3 separate regions of the Homo sapiens genome follow, and regions 1 and 2 are each linked to region 3. Evidence: chromatin loops called from intact Hi-C (ENCODE). Cell type or tissue: dorsolateral prefrontal cortex. All regions are shown on one strand.

What was found. Peaks named below come from ENCODE experiments on the same cell type or tissue, not always from the same donor. Only the 100,000 strongest peaks of a DNase experiment are listed, where the experiment ranks them.
Region 1: a loop joins it to region 3, with 9 times the contacts of the local background. A loop is called at or near these places in 26 of 110 quality-filtered maps.
Region 2: it touches region 3 in a loop (4-fold over the local background); 4 of 110 quality-filtered maps call a loop at or near these places.

What each region holds. Positions count from the first base shown.
Region 1 is chrX:43,833,230-43,841,229 of GRCh38, forward strand. It overlaps MAOB (monoamine oxidase B), which reads right to left. Exons shown (of 15, transcript NM_000898.5): 3 at 5,639-5,776. Among named protein-coding and RNA genes, the nearest start is that of MAOB, 45 kb to the right of the region's middle. In dorsolateral prefrontal cortex, CTCF peaks have their summits at 3,382 (motif pointing right) and 3,592; no DNase peak of the experiment used is centred here; H3K27me3 peaks cover 5,675 bases.
Region 2 is chrX:44,179,296-44,187,295 of GRCh38, forward strand. All of the region lies in intron 11 of EFHC2 (EF-hand domain containing 2), which reads right to left. Among named protein-coding and RNA genes, the nearest start is that of EFHC2, 160 kb to the right of the region's middle. In dorsolateral prefrontal cortex, a CTCF peak has its summit at 4,214 (motif pointing right); no DNase peak of the experiment used is centred here; H3K4me3 peaks cover 363 bases; H3K27me3 peaks cover 4,259 bases.
Region 3 is chrX:44,239,830-44,247,829 of GRCh38, forward strand. It overlaps EFHC2 (EF-hand domain containing 2), which reads right to left. Exons shown (of 15, transcript NM_025184.4): 8 at 2,292-2,460. Among named protein-coding and RNA genes, the nearest start is that of EFHC2, 100 kb to the right of the region's middle. In dorsolateral prefrontal cortex, a CTCF peak has its summit at 4,370 (motif pointing left); no DNase peak of the experiment used is centred here; H3K27ac peaks cover 858 bases; H3K27me3 peaks cover 7,601 bases.

The DNA of each region.
Region 1 (8,000 bases), 410 kb before region 3:
AGATTGAAAACACTTGGTAGTTTCTAGATGTCCATATAAGAGTAATGTTACCATTGTTATTACTTCTTGGTGGTTGCAGAGGCCAAGAGAAATGCCCAGGACATGTGATACGCAGCCTGGGAATCCACGCCTAAGCCTTTCTGCAGGCTGCTGCTCTGCAGAGGACATGGTAAGGCAGGCTAACACATTTCAGGCCATCTTGCACTTTCTGTCAATCTCTTGGTACTGCAAGTTGCCAAAGCTCTCTTTAATCTGTTACATGGTTCCCTTATTAGTCACCATCTTTTGGTGAGCTGGGCCCCCTGTCTTTGCAGCTCCTTTGGACTACTTGGCCATAACACATGATCACATAGTATAGAAGCTGTAAAATTTTGCACAAGATTTAATCTATATCGCTGTTTCCCTTAGTGAATTTCACTATCATAACTTAATTCCATACATTGTCTACCCTCCACTCCCAGCAAAATTTAAAACTAACTGTTACCCACAACCATAGTCACTGTTAAGTTTATCCAGATATGTGTGTGTATGCATAGAAAATATGTTTACTGATTGTACCATATTTTAAGTTCCAAATGGAAACCTTGGAGGCGGAAAATGAATTCATCTCATATCCTAAATGTTGTTCCAAATTCAGCCATCAAAGGCATAATTTTCAGCAAATTATTACATGCCAAAGATCTGCCTGTATTCTCTAAAGAACACAAATGAGCACTTTGGTTTCCAGAATAACAGCATAAGCTTTAGAATGATCACTAGACAAATGTGTTTCACTTACTAGAGAGAAAATTACTATTCTCCACATTTTTCCTTGAAAAAATCTTCCATAATAAGACATATTTGTTTCAAACAAATAAGAAATGAAATGCAGTGTGGGTGGAAGTGGTAGAAAAGGTTCATTAAGCCCACTTCAGAAAGGGCAAACTCACAGAGCCAGTAAACTCAACATGGTAAGTGTGAAGTTCATGTAAAATGGGCAACTGTTCCTGAATAAAAACAAGAGTTGGTCTAACCTGTTCCTGGAGACTTCTGTCTTTATGAGAGAAGCAAGTGTATTCTGGACTTTGATCCAGCCTCCCCTGGATTAATAGGATCGGGGACAGGGGTGTGAAGAAGGGAATATTGAGGACCTAGAGAAGACTGGATACTTCTGGCCTGTTGATTTCCAGGAGATGCCAAGACCTTACACAACAGGACGATTTCCATTTGCTAAATGCAATTATCATTTGCATTTTTTATGTCTCAATATTTCTACTCTAATCCTGTTGCTGTTTCTTAGTACTGAGAGGCCATTTAGACAGAGAGATTAACTGAAATGGCATCGCAGATAGATAGCTATGGTTTCCCCTCTCTGCCTTTGTGTGCATTTTGTGTATCATATTTTCAACTGGATTTCAGAGTTGTCAGCAAGACTGAGGGGTTGTGCCAAATGCCTCCTCCTCTGTGAGGCTGTTTGAGCAATAGCAGCTATGGCAGCAACAAGCAGACAATATATTTGAGAGATGAATCCTCATTCGCATGCATCTTTAGCATTGAAGGTTGACCATATGCAATGCAAAAAGGACTTTGACAATAAGCTTTGTTTCTGCCCACTGGGAAGTAGGTTAAGACCAAAAAGTCCTTTTGCTCAGCTTCTCCAGATAGCTGAAGTTTGGAAATGAACATCAGTATGAAGTTGGACTCTTAATTTTAAGTCACACTACATCTTTATAGTGGCAAAACTCTTAACAGTTCAACCTTCAGACCTAGAGCAGTTTCATGGGTGTTTTACCAGACTTTACTTTCAAATTTCAGACTGATGAAAGCTTCTGAAACAGAAAAATTTTATTTGCCTACATTGTACCAAACCTTAGAATTTTCTCCAACTTCTTCAAAGAGCCCAAAAGAACAAAGACAACCATACACGCATGCACATGTAAACACACAATGAAAGAGAAAGAAACATAAGTCAAAATATAGCAGGATTCCTTAAGAAGTTTTTGTTTTTATCTTTTTCTTTTTAATTATGAAATATTCCTTAAAAGAAAACAATTTTTTCAAGTTACTTCCAAGACATCTAAACAGCTGCCTTCTAAACTATACCAGTGGAAATTAGCATGCCTATTTGTAAAACGGATCAAAAATCTCAGTAGATGTTTAACAATAATTGTAAAGTACTAACAGCTGCATCACTGACTCCAGAAGTAAGGAAAACACCTTCTAAATTATATAGATTTGAGCTGAAGCGATCCCTTTCTCACTGATAATTAAATCCCAATATAGTTTGGTATCACATCTTTTATTTATGAAGTTGTCTTTGGAAAACCCTACTTTAACAACATATAACAGATCTACAGAGCATTAAAAATGAACGCCACTCAGTAGATACAAACATGTCTGACAGATCAGATCAAGACAGAGGCCTGTTCATCACAGCACACTAGGTGTTTAAAGATGCCTATTATGGAGCTGGCATGAACACACTTCCTCTATCAGAAGAACATTTCTATGACAACTACCACAGAACTGGTGATATTGGGAGTCATCCTCTCTTGAGGAAACACACTCTTTCATGTGGGTAGTTAGTCCACCATGAGCTACTGTGCCCTTCCCCTTTTCTGGGTAGCTCCACTTCATTCATTTCAATATCAACCAGTATATCCAAGTTCCTTAGCTTAATGTTACTAAGGTTGCACATAAAACTCTATTTCCCATTATCAGCCACATAAAAAATTTTAAAAGCAGATTCTTTGATAGCAGGATCTGACAATATGGCAAGTAGCATACTTGATACTCTCAAGATTCAGATTAAGAAATACATGCATGTTCCCTGATAAAAAAGAAACAAGGCCCAAATATACTATCTATTTACATGAACTGTAGTTTGCCCTTGGGGACAGTAGTTATTAAAATAGGTAATAGAGGGCAGTGTTCAAATTCCCAAAGTACTGCTTTCCATGACACAGGAGGCAAATTTCTCAACTACATTCTCTAGTATGTGGTAGGAGAAAGAATGTCGAAGTTCTTGTTAATAATTCCGGAAATGAATGTAGCCATCCAAGATGCTTTTTACAGGTCAAAAATGAGAAAAATGACGTATACAAAGACATGGAAGTGGAGATGGTAGAGAACAAGTACTTAGTTTGAGAAGGACTTCTTAGCTATAAGGTCTTCGTCATTATGTATTATCATGTAGCTCTTCACTGCATGTGACTGATCACGAGGAGGCCAAATTGGCACCTTTGTCAAGACTGCAGAAACCTTTTTTTTACAGCATCAGTATTTTTTCAATTTGTCTCATTAGTGATAATTAATTTGAGAGTAAGTTACTACGTAAAACATATACACATATGCATGTGCATACAATTTCTTAAAATGCACTGTTATTTCCCATTTCCTCCAGCAGAGGTCAGAAAATAGCAATACAGGAATACGAAAATCTACGAACCAAGAGAGTATTTTAGAGTGATCTTCTCAAGATAGTATTATAAAGGGTTTGTTAATTGTTCTAGTTTATCTATATTTTCTAATCATATTTTTACAATAAACATGCTTTACTTTTGTCATAATTAAAAAGCAGTAAGACTTATTTTAAATATAAAGAGCATTATTGGCATATGTATTTACCCTGTATTAAGTAAGGACTACTGCTTAACTACTTGTATTTTCCTAACTGCACATAGAGTAATGGAAATAGTGAAAAAGCAGCACATTTGGCCATCACTGTGAAATATCATTTAAGTGTAACATCATTCCTGTAATTGATGACTCAGCAATTTCTCTCAGACAAGGGACTTAATGTCAGGAAAAAACAAAGCATCCTGGACATAGCTCTGAGCTGACAATAATCTCTGCACACACAAAGACAGGCAAGTGAATATAATCTCTGGTCATTTCCTTTGTCTGGAGAAATTTAAAGATCCTAGTGTTCTGAAAAGTCAATCTCTGCAAGCCTTACAGGTAGAATAAGACATAAGAAATCGGTCAAGAAAATCTACATTTAAAAAAACAAAGAACCCAACAAAGGGTGTTAAGAACTGTTGATTGATGTTCAACAAATCACATTATCACCATGGTAGATTTTCATTTCTAATTCATGTGTCTCTTTTTCTCCTAGACACATAGGGAAGGAAGGTGGAAAGGCTTATAAAATAAAATTTGGTATTTTTAGTAGAGACGGGGTTTCGCCATGATGGCCAGGCTGGTCTGGAACTCCTGACCTCAGGTGATCCGCCCGCCTCAGCCTCCCAAAGTGCAGGGATTACAGGCGTGAGCCACTGTGCCCGGCCAATATAAAATAAAATTTGAAGGTCAACCAAAACATTTATTTATAAATTAAGGAAAACTTTTACCCACATTATACCAAATTAAGTAACTGCTTAGTTCCCATTTTATTAAATGTTTCATGATTTATGGTCAGTTATTTGTTTCGATATTATCACTCACAAATAATATGAGGATGTCAAAATTGTTATATAAATCAAAATTGACCGTTGCTAGTTTCTTCTGTCTTCTAAGGGGATGTTTTCTACCAGTGAGGAATAAGTTCCTGTGCTGCTTACTTCCACCCACAGGAGCAAGTGAAGATGAGAGAGGAAAGACTGAAATTGAAAACCTCCGCCAGTTCTTCCATGGGACTCCTGGATGGGGCCCAGATTAGGTGACTGTCTGATTGTCAGAGAACATGAGTGACTTTGTGGACCAAGATGAGGATGCTGGAAAAACAGAGGAGCAGGGAGATGTGAAGAGAGTCTGAGGACCAGCAGCATGGTGGGAGACTGGAATCTGCAGAGAAATGTGACCAGTGAGAAATCCTCAGGGGATGCTTTGATCTAAGAGGTTATTAGAATGAATGTCCAACATTCAGTTCTAATCTGTTTGTATTTCTGCAAATTTAAGAGCCTTCCCCCGCCCACCAAACCCAAGCAAACTTCAGTGACGTTTGCTTTTCACATATGCTTGTGGCGGTCTGAGAAAAATCAGGACAAAGAGGTGAGTGTGAACCCAGGTTGGCATAAGCAAAGAGAAGAAAAGAGTCACAGGCCGTGAGATGTGAATGAACATAGGTATCATGGAAGCCAGAACTATGAGCCACAAATGATCACAGGAATGAGAAACTCAGTAAATTCACAGAAATCTTGGGGAGAACAATGAAGCTTCCTTGCAAAAGACGGGATCTGGGACTTGAACCACTTTGATGTCAATCTCCAAAGAAGAATAACTTTAGCTGATATATAGGCCACAATGATAAAATGTAAGAATATTCCATTAGGCATATTGCAAATACTCTTTACAATGTGCAGTCTAGGGCAGCATTTTAAAAACTTTGCACAGGTTTTTATATAACATAAAAGACTTCCCGGTATTTAAATAGATATTTAATAAATAAAGCACAAATGTTTTTTCTTTATGGGTTTTGTTAAACATTTTACCACATGGAAGATACCACTTCATCAATAACCTTCCTAAATAGGTAGAATTCCCACCTAATTCACCTTTGATAACAGTGAATGAATCTCAGAGTGGCTGAAATACCATTATAAAATACATTTGCATCATCCAGAGATATAGAAGATTCTCTGAGAGAATGATCTGGAATTTGTGTAAGGAAACATCATAGAGAAGTTTTCAAATCCTTCAAAGTCTGGCCTGATCTTACCTTTACATGGTGGATCAGACGCTCAACCTCATTCACTTTGTAGGTCTCCAATCCTAGCTCCTTGGCTAATCTCAAGATACGATTCTGGGTTGGTCCAACATAGGATCCTCCAAGGTCCACATATTTAACCTTTTGGTTCTGTTTTCCCATAGGAAAAAATTAAAAAAAATTTGTAAAAAATGTATAAAATAACAAAAGACAGTCCTGAAATAAGCAAATCGACATTTCACAAGTTATAGATACAGCTTAAGGGTATATCCACGAAAAACTAGATTTTGTTATCAACTCTACTTCATTCACATGACTTAGTTATTAAATCAATCTTTAAAGCAAAATTGATTGAACTCTGAATAGGCAAGAGCTTCTAAACCTCATCATTTACAATATACCATAACATGGCTTGGTTTTTAGTGCTTTGAATTTGTGAGCTGTGAATTATTGACGAATCTCTTTACTCAGTACTTCAGGTGAATGTTGAGGAGCCTAATGCTAGAGAAAAAGCAAGAAAGAAAACGATCACTTCTTATGTGATTTGTTAATCCAGACATTTGAAAATAGCACTAGGGAATATTTGGTCATAATTTGGACTTTGAAATTGCTTTTATGTTTAATAGTATATTTACGTAGTTTTGAATTGGTTTCATTTCCAATGACTGAGGGGCGAACTTTGAACAAAAAATTAGTAGAAAAGTTTCCTATTTCTGAGTATGTCTAAGAAAAACCAGGTTCCTACCAGTTAGAAACACTAGAAATGGTCCTTCTCTTCTGTTTTTGTTTATTTGCGTATTTTTTGTCTAGCTTTCCACTCACTTACCCTTCAAAAATGCAATTTTCACAAGGCATCTTTGTTTTACTCACTAAAGTATTCCAAACTCCTATAGCAGTTGTCCAATAAATTTTCTCAAATAAATGAAAGAAGGATGTTTTTAAAAATTCAGCACCTAATTGTACTAAACCAGCTTCTTTACGTAAAAGGCACTCTTATATGCTGTATTTTTCAAGGAATATGAAGATTTCAAGAACTGGGAGAGATAAGATGTACACAGGCAAAACCTTGTAAAGCAACATATAATAATTGTCCTTGTGTGGAACAGGTAAGTGGTATTAACACAGAAGAAAGGCAAGTAGCTTTTGATTGGAGTAGGAAGGGATGAGATCCTGGAAGTATGTGAAGATTTTGCCATACGACAAAGGTAAAAAGAGATATTTGAGGAACACATAATGGCAAAAACAATGGCCAGTAGACAACAAGGGTTAGATCAAGTTTGAAGGCTTGTGTGAAATCACAAATAACTAGGTCAGGCGGTGTATGTCACAGTCAATAACAGATAAGGCTTTCAGGCTTCTCTGAGTCTCTGGCTCTCAAGACTGGTAAGGTACCCTCTTATGCCTCCTATGGCACCACTCCAAGCTGTCACCCACCCTCACTGTAGCATTTTCCTTGATAAGCTATAATTAGGCAATTACAACAGTCATTGTCCCCCTGAGAGACTGTAAAGTCTGTGGAGCAAGGCCATTTTGGGGGGATTACTGTGCCTGATTCATAGTAGGTACTCAGTAGATATTTGCTGAGGACAAATTCAATTATAAAGGAGATGACTCAAAGTAAAGAATGAGTACAGAGGGCTGGCAAGATGGTCGAATAGGAACAGCTCCAGTCTGCAGTTCCCAGTGAGATCAACACAGAAGGCAGGTGATTTCTGCGTTTCCAACTGAGGTACCCAGTTCATCTCACTGGGACTGGTTAGACTGTGAGTGCAGCCCATAGAGGATGAGCCTAAGCAGGGTGGGGTGTCGCCTTACCTGGGAAGTGCAAGGGGTTAGGGAACTCCCTTCCCTAGCCAAGGGAAGCTGTGAGGGACTGTGCCATGAGGAACAGTGCATTCTGGCCCAGATACTTTGCTTTTCTCATGGTCTTCACAACCCGCAGACCAGGAGATTCCCTCGGTCCTATGCCACCAGGGCCCTGGGTTTCAAGCACAAAACTGGGCGGCCATTTGGGCAGACACCGAGCTAGCTGCAGGAGTTTTTTTTTTTTTTTTTTCATATCCAAGTGGTGCCTGGAACACCAGTGGGACAGAACCGTTCACTCCCCTGGAAAGGGGGCTGAAGCCAGGGAGCCAAGTGATCTAGCTCAGCAGATCCCACCCCTGCACATGTATCCCAGAACTTAAAGTATAATTTAAAAAAAAGAATGAGTACAAAATGTCAGATATATATCATTGATGAATCCTTCCAAAAGAAGAGCTGTGAGTCAGAATTTTATATGTCTTATCTCTCTGGAAATGAAAATACTCTGTAGCTTCTATATCTATTATTCAGATCTTGAATGTATGGAAGTAGGGCATTTCCTTGCAGAGAA
Region 2 (8,000 bases), 61 kb before region 3:
ATTATATCAAAATGATTAAAATGCAAAATGTTATGGTGGTTACAGGAATAAGCTTCCACTGTCTAGAAAATTTATTTACTGGAAATAATTCAGTTCCCAAGAATCCTGAATAAACAAGGGAATAGAAAATTTTATTTGGCCTTCTGCTAGAAAGAGGTCTTTCAGAATAAATGCTTTCAGTTCTTTTAGGTATTTCTGGACATTATCATCTAATAATTCTAGATTCTCCTAGTCAAGAATTTCCATAGAGTCTAGGAAAGCCCACAGCATTGATGTTGACCTATCTAAAGGAAATTCATTTAATCTACATCTACTTCTCAAGTTTCCTGGGTTGTTTTGTTTTGTTTAAATTTGGTTTTGCTTTTGTATTTTTAATGGGAAATGAATGCAAAATCCAACCAAGATGATCCCAGAATTTCAGCAAGTCAGGTCAGACAATCAATTAGTAATATTGGCAGGAGGCTCGCTATATGGAAAACACTGTAAAAGGCTCTCTGGCATTTGAACTTTTCAGAATCTGTTATCTATTTGCACTGTCCAAGCATATAGATGATCTTTCAAAGCCACAAACTGGTAGGGCCACTTAAATAAACTGAGTAATAGCAATAACCTCTGCCATTTGTTGAGTACTGTGTGCCAGGTCCTGTGCTAGCAGGGACTTCTGGCATCTAGCCTAGGAGGTGGTGCTACTATTATCCCCACTGTACAGATGTGAACTGAGGCACAGAAATGTTAAATAACCTGCCTAATGTCACAAAAGCCAGAATGTGAACCCGTGTAGTCTGGCTCTAAAGCTCATGCTCTTGCCTACTACTCTATCCCTCTTCTGTTGGGACACAGAAGGCGGAGAGAACTGATGGAGTGGGGCTCAGTCAGGAAATGTGCCTAAAGGCAGTGGGGTTTAAGCTGATTTTTTATGGACCTTTATTGCCTTTATTGTCCATCATCTCTGCTTTGAGGGCTATCACTAATCATTATTTAAAAAGTAAGAGAAAATAATTTCAGAAAACCTGAGTCACCAACCATCTCTGACAGAGGGCTAAGTAACCACAAAAGAGCCACTCCAAGGAAAGCCCCTGGCTCCTCTACAACGCTGATCAAGAAACAGTCATGCCATGTGTGTAAAATGGAACACTACATCACCATTAAAAGCATTATGTTTGGGGCCAGGCGTGGTGGCTCACGCTCGTAATCCCGGCACTTAGGGAGGCCAAGATGGGCAGATCGCCTGAGGTCAGGAGTTGAGATCAGCCTGGCACATGGTGAAACCCTATCTCTACTAAAAATACAAAAATTAGCTGGGCATGGTGGCACACACCTGTAATCCCAGGTACTCAGGAGGCTGAGGCACAGGAATCACTTGAACCCAACAGGCAGAGGTTGCGGTAGCTGAGATCATGCCACTGCACTCCAGCCTGGGTGACAGAGTGAGACTCTGTCTCAAATAAATAAATAAATAAATAAAAATAAAAAAGAAGATTATAGAAGAATAAATCTAAAAGTTAAAAAAAAGAAGTTATGATGTCTGGGAGGCTGAGGTAGGATTGCTTCAGCCCAGCAGTTTGAGGCTGCAGTGAGCTATGACCATGCCACTGTACTCCAGTCAGGGCAACATAGTGAGAACCCATCTCTACCAAAAAAAAAAAAAAATAGCTGGGCATGGTGGCATGCACCTATAATCCCAGCTACTTGGGAAGCTGAGGCAGGAAGATCACTTGAAGTTTAGGAGTTTGAGGCTGCAGTGAGCTATGATCATACCACTGCACTCCAGCATGAGTGACAGACAAAGACCCCATCTCTAAAAAAAGAAAAGTATGGTATTGATTGATATTTATTGGTAGGATAGATGTCCATGCTATGTTGATAAATGTAGTATGATCCCAGTGAAAAATCAAGATACAGGTGCACATATGGTCATAGAAATAAGACCAGAAGGATGCATGCCAAAACATCAATAGTATTATCCTGAATGGTTGAGATGTCTTTTAAAAAAAAGTATTTCCATTTTTTCTGAATTTTTGTAATAATCAAATATTATTTTCATTGTCTAAATGAAAAAAAAAAACATTCGAAAGCATTTCCTTTTGAGAGTAGAATATGGCGTGAAGAAGAGAAAGTGGCATGCTCCCAAGGACAAGGAAAAAGAACATGTGGAGCAATAACTAGAAACTTTCCATACACCTTTCACTAAACTTATTATAGCACCACCAGAACATAAAAGTTTATTTTCCTTTTCATTGGATAAACTGAAATTATCCTGGCTTCACTGCAGTTAAAATTTATATCTGCTGGGTTTCTGTATGCTTGGGTTTTAAACAGCTCAGTATTCCGGTTTTACATGACTTTACATGAAAGTTTCAAAGAAGCTGTGCTATATTTGAAACTGCCAACAGCCCTGCAGGGCATCAGGGGCTCCTGGAGCGGCTGCCTGTGTGGCTGCTGTGCCCACATGAGGCAGGTTCCTGCACGAGGGATCTCAATCAGGATGTACAAGCCTCACCTTGCAGACCTCAGATGGCTGTCACCACTCTGCCCCGCATTTGCCACAAGTGTGTTTTTCAGGACTCACCCCCGCCCTGTTAAACTTTAGTAGGATTCACAAAGAATTAAAAATCAAAAGTCACACATTCCATTTTTCATTGTGGTAAAATACACATAGCATAAAATTTGCCATTTGTGACATTTAGTATATTCACAATGTTGTATAACCACCACCTCTATCTAGTTCTGAAACATTTCCATCACCCCAAAGAAAGCTCATACCCATTGAGCAACCACGCCTCTTTCCTCCCTCCTTCCTAACCCTCCTCCCTACCCAGAATCTGCTATCTCTACAGATTTGCCAGCTTCTGGATATTTTATATAAATGGAATTATGTAATATGTATTCTTTTGTGATTGGGTTCTCTCAGCACATTTTCAAGGTTCATCCATGTAGTAGCATGTATCAGGACTTCATCGTTTTTCACGGCTGAATTCTTATTCATTGTACTATCATACTATTGTTCATTATATGAATGTGCCATACTTTGTTTATCCACTCATACATACATGGACATGTGGGTTACTTCCACCTTTGGCTGTTGTGAATAGTGCTGCTATGAAAATCTGTGTACAAGTTTTGTGTAAACACCTGTTTTCAATTCTTTGGGGTATATATACCAAGGAGTGAAACTCCTCAGTCACAGGTAAGTCTGTTTAACCTATTGTGGCACTGCCAAACTGCTTTCTGCACACTCTATTTTTGCTTAGCAGCAGCCACAAAAACATAGGTACAACTTCCATCAAGCATAGCCCTTCCTCACCTAAAATGTCATACTGAACTTGAAATAAGATCTGATAGCAAAATCTGATCTCAGTACTTCTTGACCAATCATTTCAGGGAAATAAAAATGTATTTTAAAAGGCAGTTGTGATTGTATTGATCTTGTGTCCTGTGATTATTATTACTAATCTTGAAGATTTAGATAGCAAGTTACCTTTGCCTTTAGCCAACATTGCACTACATTCCTGGCACTAATATTTTATACAGTATAATACTATAATATCACAGTATTATTTAGTTAATCTTATAAAGGATGCTGCCATGATTTTCTCTTGACTTTAGTAACTAAAGTCATAAGACTCAAAAAAATGCCAAGATGCTCTAGGGTATTGAGAATTCTACGCAGAATTCTGAAACATGAAACGCTAAACAGCTTTATAAGACATAATTCCATTAAAGTCATCCAGTAAAATGGTGAATCAAAATTTCCTTTTAAAGCTCTGAATCTCAGGGTATTTTCTTACTTGTTGAATCATTAAAGTCTAAGCAATGTCTTTCAAATAAACTAAAAAAAAATTAGTTTTAGCATAAACAAGGGCTCAAGAGCCTAAGCCTTCAGACCCTAAGGCATACAACAAAATCTAGTTGAGCCTAAATTAAGCCAAGCAGCAGTTTTGGCGACAATTAGGTAGCACCCTTTCTCATTACTTTCAATTTGATATTCATCAAATAAAATGTGTTTTGCTTCCTGTAATCAGAAGCTGTGCACACCTGCTCATATCCTACCCTCCCTCAGGCTTTCTCTTACACTTGTGGGCCTAAGCTGCCCATACAAAACAGAAACCCTTGCCGTATTGCCACTTATATTCCAGCATGTCATACTGTGGTTTTGTTCATTGTTGAATCTGCAGCTAGAGTATTGCCAGACAGTAGAGGGTGGTAGAGATAGCTGGTAGAATATGTGTCAGAGGAAGGAGAGATGGCAAAATACATCACAGAGAGTCCGACACAAATGTCTGACCAAACAGGTTTTGCTACAGGCCTAACTAGAGTTTAATGCCATGTACAAAGCTCTTCAACTTCACTGGAGAACAAGGCCACCATAGATGGCCACTTCACTTTGGCTTCATACTGCCCACCTCCAGAGGGCACAGTTATAGACTTGTGGTATAAGTGGTTTCTTCCGGAGTTATGCAACATGGTGGCCTCACAAGAGAGACCAAGGAATTCCACAGAAAAGGAGAAAAAAGGGGTCACTGTAGACTATCAGAAAACTACTCCAGCTGAGGTCACAAGCTTGTTTTCAATTGGGAGGCAGTCTGGAAAAAGTGTGAGCTTTCAAATTACATTGACTTGTATTAAAATTCTAGTCCCACTAATTCACCAGTAAATGGGAACTGTGGTAAACTACTCAACTTCTCTGAATCTGAGTTCCTTATCTGTGAAATGGGACAAGACCACTTGTGAAATAGAATTTTATTTTCCTATAGAAGCCAGGATGATATGTTAAAACAGAAGTCAGATCATGTTCTTTGCCTGTTCAAAACCCTGTGAGGGCTTGCCATCTCTCTCAAAGTAGAACTCAAAAGCCTCATGATGGCTTACAAGGCCTGACATGATCTGGCCCCTCCTCTGCTGTCGCTAGGAATTCATCCTCTACAACCCTTCCCATCTTTCCCTCTACACCTGCCTAAAACAAGCCAGGCACATTTCAACTTCAGAGCCTTTGTACTTGCTGTTCTCTCTACCTAGAATGGAATGTTCTTCCCCAAGACAGTCACATAGGCTGTTCCTTCACCTCCTGTAGGGCATCTTATCTTGTTAGATGTCAGCTTCTCTGTGAGGCCTTCTCTGGCCAACCTTCTTAAAAGTGTGACCTCTGGCCGGGCGTGGTGGCTCACACTTGTAATCCCAGCACTTTGGGAGGCTGAGGCCGGCAGATCACCTGAGGTCAGGGGTTCGAGATCAGCCTGGCCAACATGGCAAAACCCCGTCTCTACTAAAAATACAAAAATTAGTCGGGCATGGTGGCGCACGCCTGTAGTCCCAGCTACTTGGGAGACTGAGGCAGAAGAATCGCTTGAACCTGGAAGGCAGAGGTTGCAGTGAGCTGAGATTGCGCCATTGCACTCCAGCCTGGGCAATAAGAGCAAAATTCCATCTCAAAAAAAAAAAAAAAAAAAAAGTGTGACCCCTTCCTCTACAACTCTGGCACTTCTTAACCCTTTTCCTGCTTTCTTTTCCTCAGTGTCATTCATCACACTCTAACGGTATATAATTACTTATTTTGAAGATAGTCTTTATCTCCCTCCCACCCCCACTGGAGTGTAAGATCCACAGAGAGTAGTGGTTTTTGTCTATTTTGTTCATTGTTGAATCTGTGACACCTTAAGTAGCCCCTGGCACATAGTAAGCTCTCTATAACAAGTAGTCTGATGAATAAATGAAAAATGAGGATTAAGTTAGCAAGATATAAAAAGCATTCAGCATAGTACCTTGAACTATGAATGCTCAATAAATAATAGCAATTTTTACTATTTTCACCATCTCACAATGGAGATAATTTCAAGTTGTATTAAACTGAAAGCACTACTTCTCTTAAGTAAGTTTACCTTGGAGAAATGTGAAATGCTTTTGATGACTCTGAAACCTTAGAATCTATCTGCAGGATATAAAATGAAAATGGCATGCTTGTTTTAAACAGTCATATTCAGGAGTAAGTCTAAAGTGCTAAAGAAATAAACTCCAGGTGTGCCTTCTTTTATACAATGAATAGATCTGAAATGCTCCATAAATACTTAATTTTTAGAAATTGAATTAGATGCCCTCTTTCACTCTCTATTACATATAAAGATATGCTATCTTTATCTTGGTCATTTTAAATTGGCAGTGGCATCTAACATCATAGCTTTAAATTCCTCTAATTTCTGTCAAGTTCTTAATGACAAGCAAGGACACTGAACCCTGAAATAAATAATAAGTCTTTTTTTTTTTAAGAGGCAGGGTCTCACTCTGCACCCAGGCTGGAGTGCAGTGGTGTGATCATGGCTCACTGCAACCACGAACTCCTGAGCTCAAGCGATCCTCCCACCTTAGCCTCCCAAGTAGCTAGCTCCACAGGTGTGCACTACCACGCTTGGCTAATTTTTAAACTTTCTTGTAGAGATGGGGTCTTGCTATGTTGCCCAGGTTGGTCTCCTAGGCTCAAGTGATCCTCTCACTTTGGCCTCCCAAAGTGCTGGGGTTACAGGTGTGAGCCACTGTGCCTGGTTTAAAGAAATCCTTTTGAAACTAAATAATATTTACATACTATAAATAATAACAGCCAAATTCATCTGCCTTGTAAATTGATTTTTGGATATATTTTCTCAAAAAGAAGTACATCTGCAGTGAAAATCATTGACCCTGTTGTCTTATTCCAAATAAATATAAGCAGCTTCATGTTTTCTCTGTATTACTGTTGTATGTAATCTTCATTTCATATCAACTATAATACTATGGTTTTTCCTGTTTTGACATGTAGTGGAATGTACATGGTAATTTTAATTTATTTAGTTTGAAATTCAGTATGTCTTGGTGCACTAGACTTCAGGCCTGTTTAAGTGTAGCCAAACAAAATGAGATATTTTCATGCAGTTAAGAGTAATTGCTGTATACCATTAACAGTCTATTCTTCATAGAAGTATAATTTTAGAAATCCTTTAAAATGTTCATCTATAATTCTTCCATGATTTGGTACAATATGCATTTAAACAAGCTAAAGCAACAGTGGGTTTTTTAGTTTTGTTTTTTAAATTGTGTCAACATTTTTGGTAACTGGTAACAGCAAATGAAGTCTCAATACTGGTGCTTAACTTGCAAGGTAAGCAGAAGGAGTGAATATTCATTTCATTTACAAGCAGAGTTCTTCGTTTTCTACCACTGCCTTTGCATTAACACCCACTTTATGTTCAGGGATTATTTGTCTCCAAGCAAATCCCACCTGTTTGGCTTTTTGTTTTTAACTGTCTCTCACTTGGTTCCCGATGGTTTAGAGGCCTACAAGACCATGGTGAGCTCTGTGACAATCAGGGGGCCTTACATGATGAAGGGTGCCTCCAAATAAACCCACAGGTACTTATTGATCACACAACGGTTGAATACAAAACACAGTCTGTGCCATATTGGTGCTTGTAATCAATTTAGTAATTCAAGACTTACTCATATCAAATAATTATCAGTAATATAATCAGATTCTTAAATCTTTTTGAACACACACTTTAAAATATAAAATTTGGTCCAGGCACAGAGTTTCTTGCCTGTAATTCTAGCAACTTGGGAGGCCAAGGTGGGAGGGTGACTTGAAGCCAAGAGTTCAAGGCCAACCTGGGAAACCTAATGAGACTCCATCTCTACCAAAACGTTAAAAAATTAACCAGGCATGGTAGCACATGCCTGTAATCCCAGCTACTCGGGAGGCTGAGGTAGGAGGATCATTTGAGCCAAGGAGGTCAAAGTTGTAGTGAGCTATGATCGTTCTGCTGTATGCCAGCCTGGGTGACAGAACAAGACCATGTCTCAAAGGAAAACAAAATGGTATATATATATATATATGGGCTTTACTCCATTATAAAAGTAATACATTTCCAATTATAGAGATTTTGGATAATATGCAAAAGCAAGGAAAAAAAAGAAAAGAAAAACCATACACACCCCTGCCACCGAAATATAACCAAGTAAACATCCTGGTACACTCC
Region 3 (8,000 bases):
CAGCCTGGTGCAGCAAGAAAGATATTATCCTGGTTCTCCCTCCTCAGACTAGACAATCTGCCCAGCAGGCTACCGCAGTGATATCTACCCAGATAATAAAGAAGATCTTTATATCCATCAAAAGCTCATATGCTTTAATCTGAAACTATTCCCTCCAATGACTCATAGATCAGCATTAACCTCATAATAATAGCACCAAGTACATTTTTAATAGCAATATATATATAATCAATGTGTCATGTACAATTCCATGTCTCAATTCACAGTTTATTTGTATTTTAAAAAACTATTCTTTGTATGCTTTGTGAAATCATCTTCCTTAGGTTCTTACAGTTTTAAAACCTTGGGTTATTCAAACTCATCTATAAGTCTCCAGCCGAATGTGCTAGTTACTATGGAAACATGGTCCCTGTGTGAGAAGAGCTTGAGGAAAGTGTATTCCTGGCACAGATTGAGCAGTGGACAGAAAGAACAAAATGAGAGACATTTGTGCCTATACTACCATTCTCCAGCCAGGACAACATGAAAAGAACATGGAATACCATCTACAGTCAGTGTTCTGTGGGCAAGTTTACCCAGTGTAGACAGAAAGAGGGACTAAGTCAACTACTCACAAAGAACGGTTTTCCCCTGGGTTCCAGAAACAACACCCTGGATAATATTTCATCTTGTTTACTTATAAGAAAAATTCCCTCTCCTTTTACAATAGGGACATTCTTCCTGCCCGCCTCCTTCGGGTGGCTGTCCTTAAAAACAGCAGTTAGCCATCAAAAGTCCTACCCTGGAACCTCACCTAAACACTGTTCTCGATAAGGGAGGACAGAGTATAAGCTGGCAACCCTCTTATGTGATAAAAATCAGTGGTTCTCAAACACTGGTGTGTCTCAGAATCCACTGGAAGACTTGAGAAAATTCAGAATGTTGGGCCCCTTCCCCAGAGCTTCTATCTCAGTCAGTCTGGGGGTGGGGGAGACACAATAATTAGCATTTCTAAAAAGTACAGGGACCACTCCTGAGAAGCATCAAATCTAAAACTTAAAAATAGAACCCTAAAATCCTTAAAAGTAAAAGATTATTTCTAGAAAGACAAAGGACATCATGTCATAGCAAAGGCAGACTTTAAGACATTCTATATAATTCTTAATCAATTTTTACCACTTTTATAGATACAACATAACTACTGTTCTCTCTCCTTCAAATGTGCTACAACAGCACCTGACCCCAATCAATTTTATGAAATTCAGGATGTCTTTTTCTTCTCCTTCTCCTAGACTTACCACATTCCCTTTATCACTGCTTCTCCCCAGAATCTCCTTATCCATTATTTCCCTCACACAGGACTGTAACCCTTAGCCCACATCCTATTCAAGCACCTACAATGTTTCCCCACCACTTTTCCCCTGACTTCTTTCTCCAGGGCCTGCTCTCCCTGCAGAAGCAAAAAGTAGCCGAGGGCAGTGTCTACATTCTATATGCATGATTTACAGGCAGGTTTTTCTCCATGTCTATTAGGAATACTTCTGAAAGTCCATCATTTAAAATTATATTCAGCCAAGTGAGAAACCTATGGTTACTGAACTCAACCAACCTCTCAAGTGAAAACAACATTAATCACCAAATAACACTTTTAAAAACACGTATAAATCCTTGAAATCTCTATAGCAGGGGTTGGCAAACCACAGTCAGTGAGCCAAATCTACCAGGCCACCTGTTTTTATATGACTTTTGAGATAAGAATGGTTTTTACATTTTGAAACGGTTGGCAAGATCAAAATAAGAGTAATATTTTGTGATATGTAAAAATTACATGAAACTTGAATGTCAGTGTCCATAAAAAAAGTCTTATTGGAACACAGTCACACAATCATTTACATTCTGTCTGTGGTGCTTTCACGCTACAAAGGCAGATCTGAGTGGTTGTGACAGACACCGTATGGCCCACAAGGCCAAAAATATTTCCTATCTGACCCTTTAAGAAAGAGCTTGTTAACTCCTACTCTACATCTTTCCTATTTTCGGGAGACAGATATATAGATAGATATGGAAAGGCAACATAGACTAGAGATAATATTACTTTAGGGGCCTCCAGATGATACTTATTAAAATAAGCACTCAGGTAAGAACCTGTTAATACGTGCATGTTAATCAACCTCATTAAAAGCCTATAATAATGTCTCCCTGGACTTGCAATTAGATGAGCTGCGTGACATCTGTTTCGTCATGAGAACTATGTTATAAACCCCAAACACATTTGGGAAAGATCAGACTAAAATCATGGTTCCCTCAAGCACCTGTCTTTTTCCATAAACTTCTTGAAGTTCCTCCGATGAGGTGTGGGCTTGAGGTCTATGCAGTTACGGAGAGAATCCTCTTCAGAACCAAAACCGTTGTAAGGTGGAAATTTCCTTTCTATTTTTGGAGGAGGAGAAGGAGGCTTGCATGAAACTGAGGTAAAGTTCTCTAGAACAAAACAAAGGCAAACAAAACATCAATATTTTTTTTGCCCTGATTATGGCTGTTTTGAAAGGTTTGTTATGTTTTCAAGATGAACATGGAGATCTTTGTAGACTATTTTAAACTCTTTCAAACAAAACAGCAAAATCCTGTGAGAGTACTTTTCAATCATGTTTACAAAAACCATGGAACTCACTTAATAATCACCATTGGTTCAAAAGTTAAAAAAAAAAAAAAGAATCTATGTCAAATAAGTAAACGTTTATATTTTGTCATCACATTCCCATTTCTGAATATTTTTTGTTCTCCTCTGATTTTTCCAATAATATGAAAATTCAAACTTGAAACTTTAGGCCACTCGTTCCACATTTTAACCTGTAATTTAGCCCTCTCCTATCTCAGTCAACACTCACTAATAAAATTCTTTTCCAAACAGGACTTACTCCTGACTATTCACCTTTATCCTTCCCCATCCACCATCTCCTCCTACTGCACCCTGTATTTGAGTACCCTCCATTGCCTCCAAAGTAACTCCAGGTCATAGTACTTCCCTATGTAGTTCAAAAACAAACACCAAAACAGAACTTTCCTCTCACCAGCCACGGCCCCAGGTAGCTTTTGTTAAGCCCAAGAAAAGACTACAATTGCACTCAAATGCAATGAAGCGAACAAACAAAACAGAAAAAGAAAAAACTTTTAAAATAGCCAACTGCCTACTCTCTCCAAGGGAGTGCTACGCGGTAAATACTGTTGATTTTATTTATATACTTATCATCTGTGAGGAAAGAGAGGTGGAGAGAGAGCTGGTAACATATTTGTAATAGCCTAGGAGCTTTCAGGTACTCATTTGCGAGGCTGTACAATCTCAGAAGCAACCGTGCTCTCCAGAGCAAGGAACATATTGACCTGGTCTATCCAAGTCACTGTGTTTGTCCCCAACATAAATGGCAAAAAAAGATGCCACATCTTTCCTAAAACAAAACAAAACAAACTCCCACAGAATCTATTTTCTACTTCTTCCCCAAGCTTCAGTATGACATAGGTGTTTTCAATCCTGTATGAAAGGAGTTCTACATAAGCAAATATTTCCTTTTCCACTGTCAAAGTTCCCATAGAGGAAGAGTACAAATTTTAGTGCACACCTCCGGAAGAGAAAATGGAGATCAATTTTTCATCCAAGATAACCTAACTCTTAATATTAAGGTGGTTGTTTGGTTTTTGTTTTGTTTTGTTTTGTTTTGTTTTTTAACTGATGATCAAAAGGCTAAGGGCTTGAGGCCACTTCTAACTCTTGTTGAAAACATTTTCAGCTTTCATATGTCCTTAGACTTCCTAGCAGCCTTTGTGTGAAATTTCCCCAAAAACAATCCCCAAAAGAGTATTGTTACATCCTAACAGAGACTGCTTACAGCAGACATGTTTATAAAGGTGACTCAGTGAAAGGGGGGAGCCAGTGTGCCAGTACAGAAGTGACTTGTGAGCTTCAACTATTGCTATTTTTATGGTGATTTTAAAGAAAAGTCTTGGAAATAAAGAGGAGAGTTCAAATCTTGGAATTGGGCAGAATTGCAGTAGACTCTATCATTGCTAACCATTACATCTAACACACCACTGTTTGGTCTTTCATTTCAGGAAGAACATCATAGCCATGGCAGGAGAGCTGTATGTGATTATTTAAAAATCTGGGCCTGAGGAGTTTCTTTCAACAGGAGACATATACATACAACTCTACATACCAATCTAAGCAGTCTAACCAAAAGAGGACACATATTGAATCTCAAAGTAATTAGGACTGCATTCTACACTTCCCCCTAGAATTACAGGGCTTATACCACACTGTTGTTTTCTCAACCATATAATTTTTGCAACAGATTTAAGTAACAAAAGAACCAATTTAGAGCTTTCCTCTGCACCCACAGTGCCATCTAGTGTATAAAAGCTGAGAACTTTTCCACTCCATCATGCCTGACTTTTATACCACCACATACATCTTTTTGGAAACTCTGGCTCAAGATCCAACTTTAAATCCCATTTATCTGGGTAATTTGCATACGTTCACAAAGCTCTGGACTCACAGCTGAATGACAAGTTTCCTCACTTTGGTTTTCCATCATCCCAGCATCCTGCGTGTTTTAGGTGTTCAAAAATATTCATTGAATAAATGAAAAAGTATACATTTTTGTACAAAGCATCTTCCCCAATGTCTCAAGTTGGCATTCTGCTAGATCCTGAGACAGATATGTCTTTTAATTATCTGATTCCTCTAATTCCAAGTGACTTGTCAAAACATATATATATTGAATGCCCATCCATGGTTGACTAGATTCCAACAAATTGGCAGACAGATGATACATATTACAAAGGAGTCTTAATGCTTCTTCGTGGTGATTTTCTATTCACCATCTCAGTGGGAAAGACTACTGGGAAAAGCCTTCAGTTACCTCAACGTTCACTGCTTATGTTCTAGTAGCCTAGAGATGAATACAGGTTTTGGGAGGCTGGAAGCTTAAATAATTTGGGCAAAGCTCTTCTAGGCAAAGAATGTCAAATTACTAAGACAAAGTTAGGCCAGGGCCTTGGATTGGGACCCCTGGAAAGGAAGACCTCTAAAGATTACGCTTCATTAGCTTCAAGGTAAATCCACTTGTGCTTGTATTCAATACCCATGTCAAATGATTTCAATGAAACCTAAATTCGTGAATCACATTATGTTAGAGCTATAAAATCTTTAAGAATCCTCCCATCTCAACCATCTTCATTTCATAGGGGAAGCAAAAGAAACAAAATTGTTAGGTCCATCAGGGCCATGTGATGAGACCAGAAGCCAATTCTATCCTATTGGTGCAATTTTAAGTGTCCAATTCACTCAAATAATCATTAAACACTCATCTTAAATGTCCTGCTGTTCCTAAAAATTCAGAGATGGCCAGAAATGACTCCACAAAATTAAAGGTGCTTTAAGATTTTTGTTGAATCTAAGCATAGCCCAATAAGTGTTCAACAGCAACAAGAATGAACAATCTTGTTACTAGTTTCATTGTCCCAGCCACTAAGAAAAAATAAGAAAGTCCACTGATAGACAAATAATAACCTAAAGCAGAAATTCCTACGTAAGAACAGTTTACATTTGATCCCTGTCCTTTTAGTGAAAGAAACACCTGCTGGAACCCCTAGAGCCTTTTTCAACCTTCATGCTATAGGAAAGATCAACAGACCTCCATCTGCCGGACCGTGTTCATTCACATAAAATAATGAGGGAGTGACATGCTACAGCCTGGCAGGCAAGCCAGGGCCAGCAGGATGGCCAAACTGTCTGATGGAGGGGGTCCCACTGCACTATTAAAGAGAAGAAATCTATGGAATCACCTTCTCCTTAGAATCCTTAAATGTATGAAGGAATCATCTTAAGAGATTGAGTTTTACACAGGAGCTCAAATGTCTCTTGGAATTTTAGCAAGCCCTCCACTTCTACATAAATAGAAAGGTTATCCATGTACCTTTCTTGGGACTGTGGCCAACTCCTTCTCTTTGTCTGCCATTTTTTCTCCCCCAAAATATGTTGGGGTGTCATTACACAGGAGAAGGTACTAAAGCACCAAGGCGGCGTACTGCGTTAGAAATCTCCCGTGACTTCCTGCTAGAGACGCCCCTAGCTGTGTTGCTGCTGCTTGTCAGATCCTTCCTGCGTGCTGCACAGTGGAGATACCCAGGTTTTCTACTGAACACAATTATTGACAAAGGAGGAAATGTGACCACAATTATTGACAGAACCACAATGATTGATGGGACTTTGTCCTGGTTTGGGTTTTAAGGATACCAAAACATAACGCATGTAATTTGGTCAATTTAAAAAATTGCTGAGACCAGATGAACTATAAATAAAATTAAAATGGCAGAAATAACTGTATCTAAGCAACATTAAGGATATTAATTTAACCTTACCAAAAAATCAGGAAAAGCAAATGCAAAGATTATCAGAGAACACTGATTCATTCTCCCCTCCACCTCATCATAGATATAATTTCTAGTCTTTACTTACATTAAGTACACTGTTGTAACACAAGAAATGTTGTGTAATAATAGTGTCTGTTAAATGGGATATTTTAACATATGTTATGAGAAATATAAAAAGTCAGTGTGACTATGAAATGCATCATAATTTTGCATTTGCATAATTTTCTGTTTAAATGCATAATGCTCATGTTATATTAGCTTTAGAGGCACAGACTACTTTTTTTTTACATAATACAATTAGTCCACGGAGTGAACAAAAGAAGTGAACAGAAAGAAATTAGCACAAGGACTCGACTGAAATGGACCATAGGACATTTGAAGCTGATACATTTACCCAGGATGGCTCGATTTGGAGCACACCAGGGAATTCACACTGCCTCAAAAAATTTTCTAGAGAAGCCGTTAAGACCCTAACAACATACTAAGTCCCACCAGTAGGACATTCATTTTCCCAAATGCAACTTTCATATTCTCACCAAGCTGACAGACAAACATCAACCAAAAGTTAGACTTTATGTTTAAGGAATCATATAATGCTTTGGAACACCACATCCTTTATATTAAGGTAATCATCAGGTGTAAGTTACGGTTTTTGGTGACTCATCTTGATATATACATTTAAATTTTCATTCTACACTAAAGACGGATTCCAAACAGGCATCTACATTTATTAAAGGCCAAATTCTTTTCCCACAGTCTAGGGGCCACCAGCAGCTTCTCTATAGCAGCTGCCACCTGCACATTCCTGGCTGCTTCTTGTCCACAGTCCCCAAGGCAAATATGCCCAACTGTGTCCACTGAAGGGGACTAATTTTAGAAAATAAAAAGAGGCCACCAATTTGGCCCCAGTAGGGCCCATACATTTTGACTAATCTGGCATGCAGATGCAGTGCAACAAATTCCCCTAATGAACCTAAGAGTAAAACTGTAAGCCTTTTTCACTCTAACCCCCTTGTGTACTTGATGTGCCTTCTCTCACAATATAAAGATTCCCAGAAGGCCAGGAATACTACACAATGCGGACAACAAGACACATAACATGGCTTCATCTCATTCTAGTGACAAAGCACCTTGTCTTTCAAGAAGCTGCGGTTGCACTTGGCTTCCATCTTGCCCCTCGGGGAAGTGTGTTCATATGAATACTCCAAGGTTCAGAAAGAAGTACAGGACTAAGTACCCACTATCCCAACTCCAGTACCAAACTGGGAGGTCAGCAAGTCCCATCAATTCCTAGCAGCAGCAGGTACCTGGAGCCTCAGGTAGAGGGGAGTTTAACAAATGAGGGTTTATGCTTTAGGTTTCACGTCACATCCTCCGCCAGCTTCCAAGACACTCATAACACGGTGTCACTCGCTGCAGGTCTCAGTTCCCCTTCCAGCCTAGAAACCTCTTACACAACTCTATCTCCTAAGTCTACTACAGTGACCTACATATAGTAGGTGCTTAATCAATCACTCATTTTCATTCTGAACTGAACTAACCTTACTGGAATGGAGTTAATATCTGAGAAGAGAGAAGCTTAAAACCTGGCT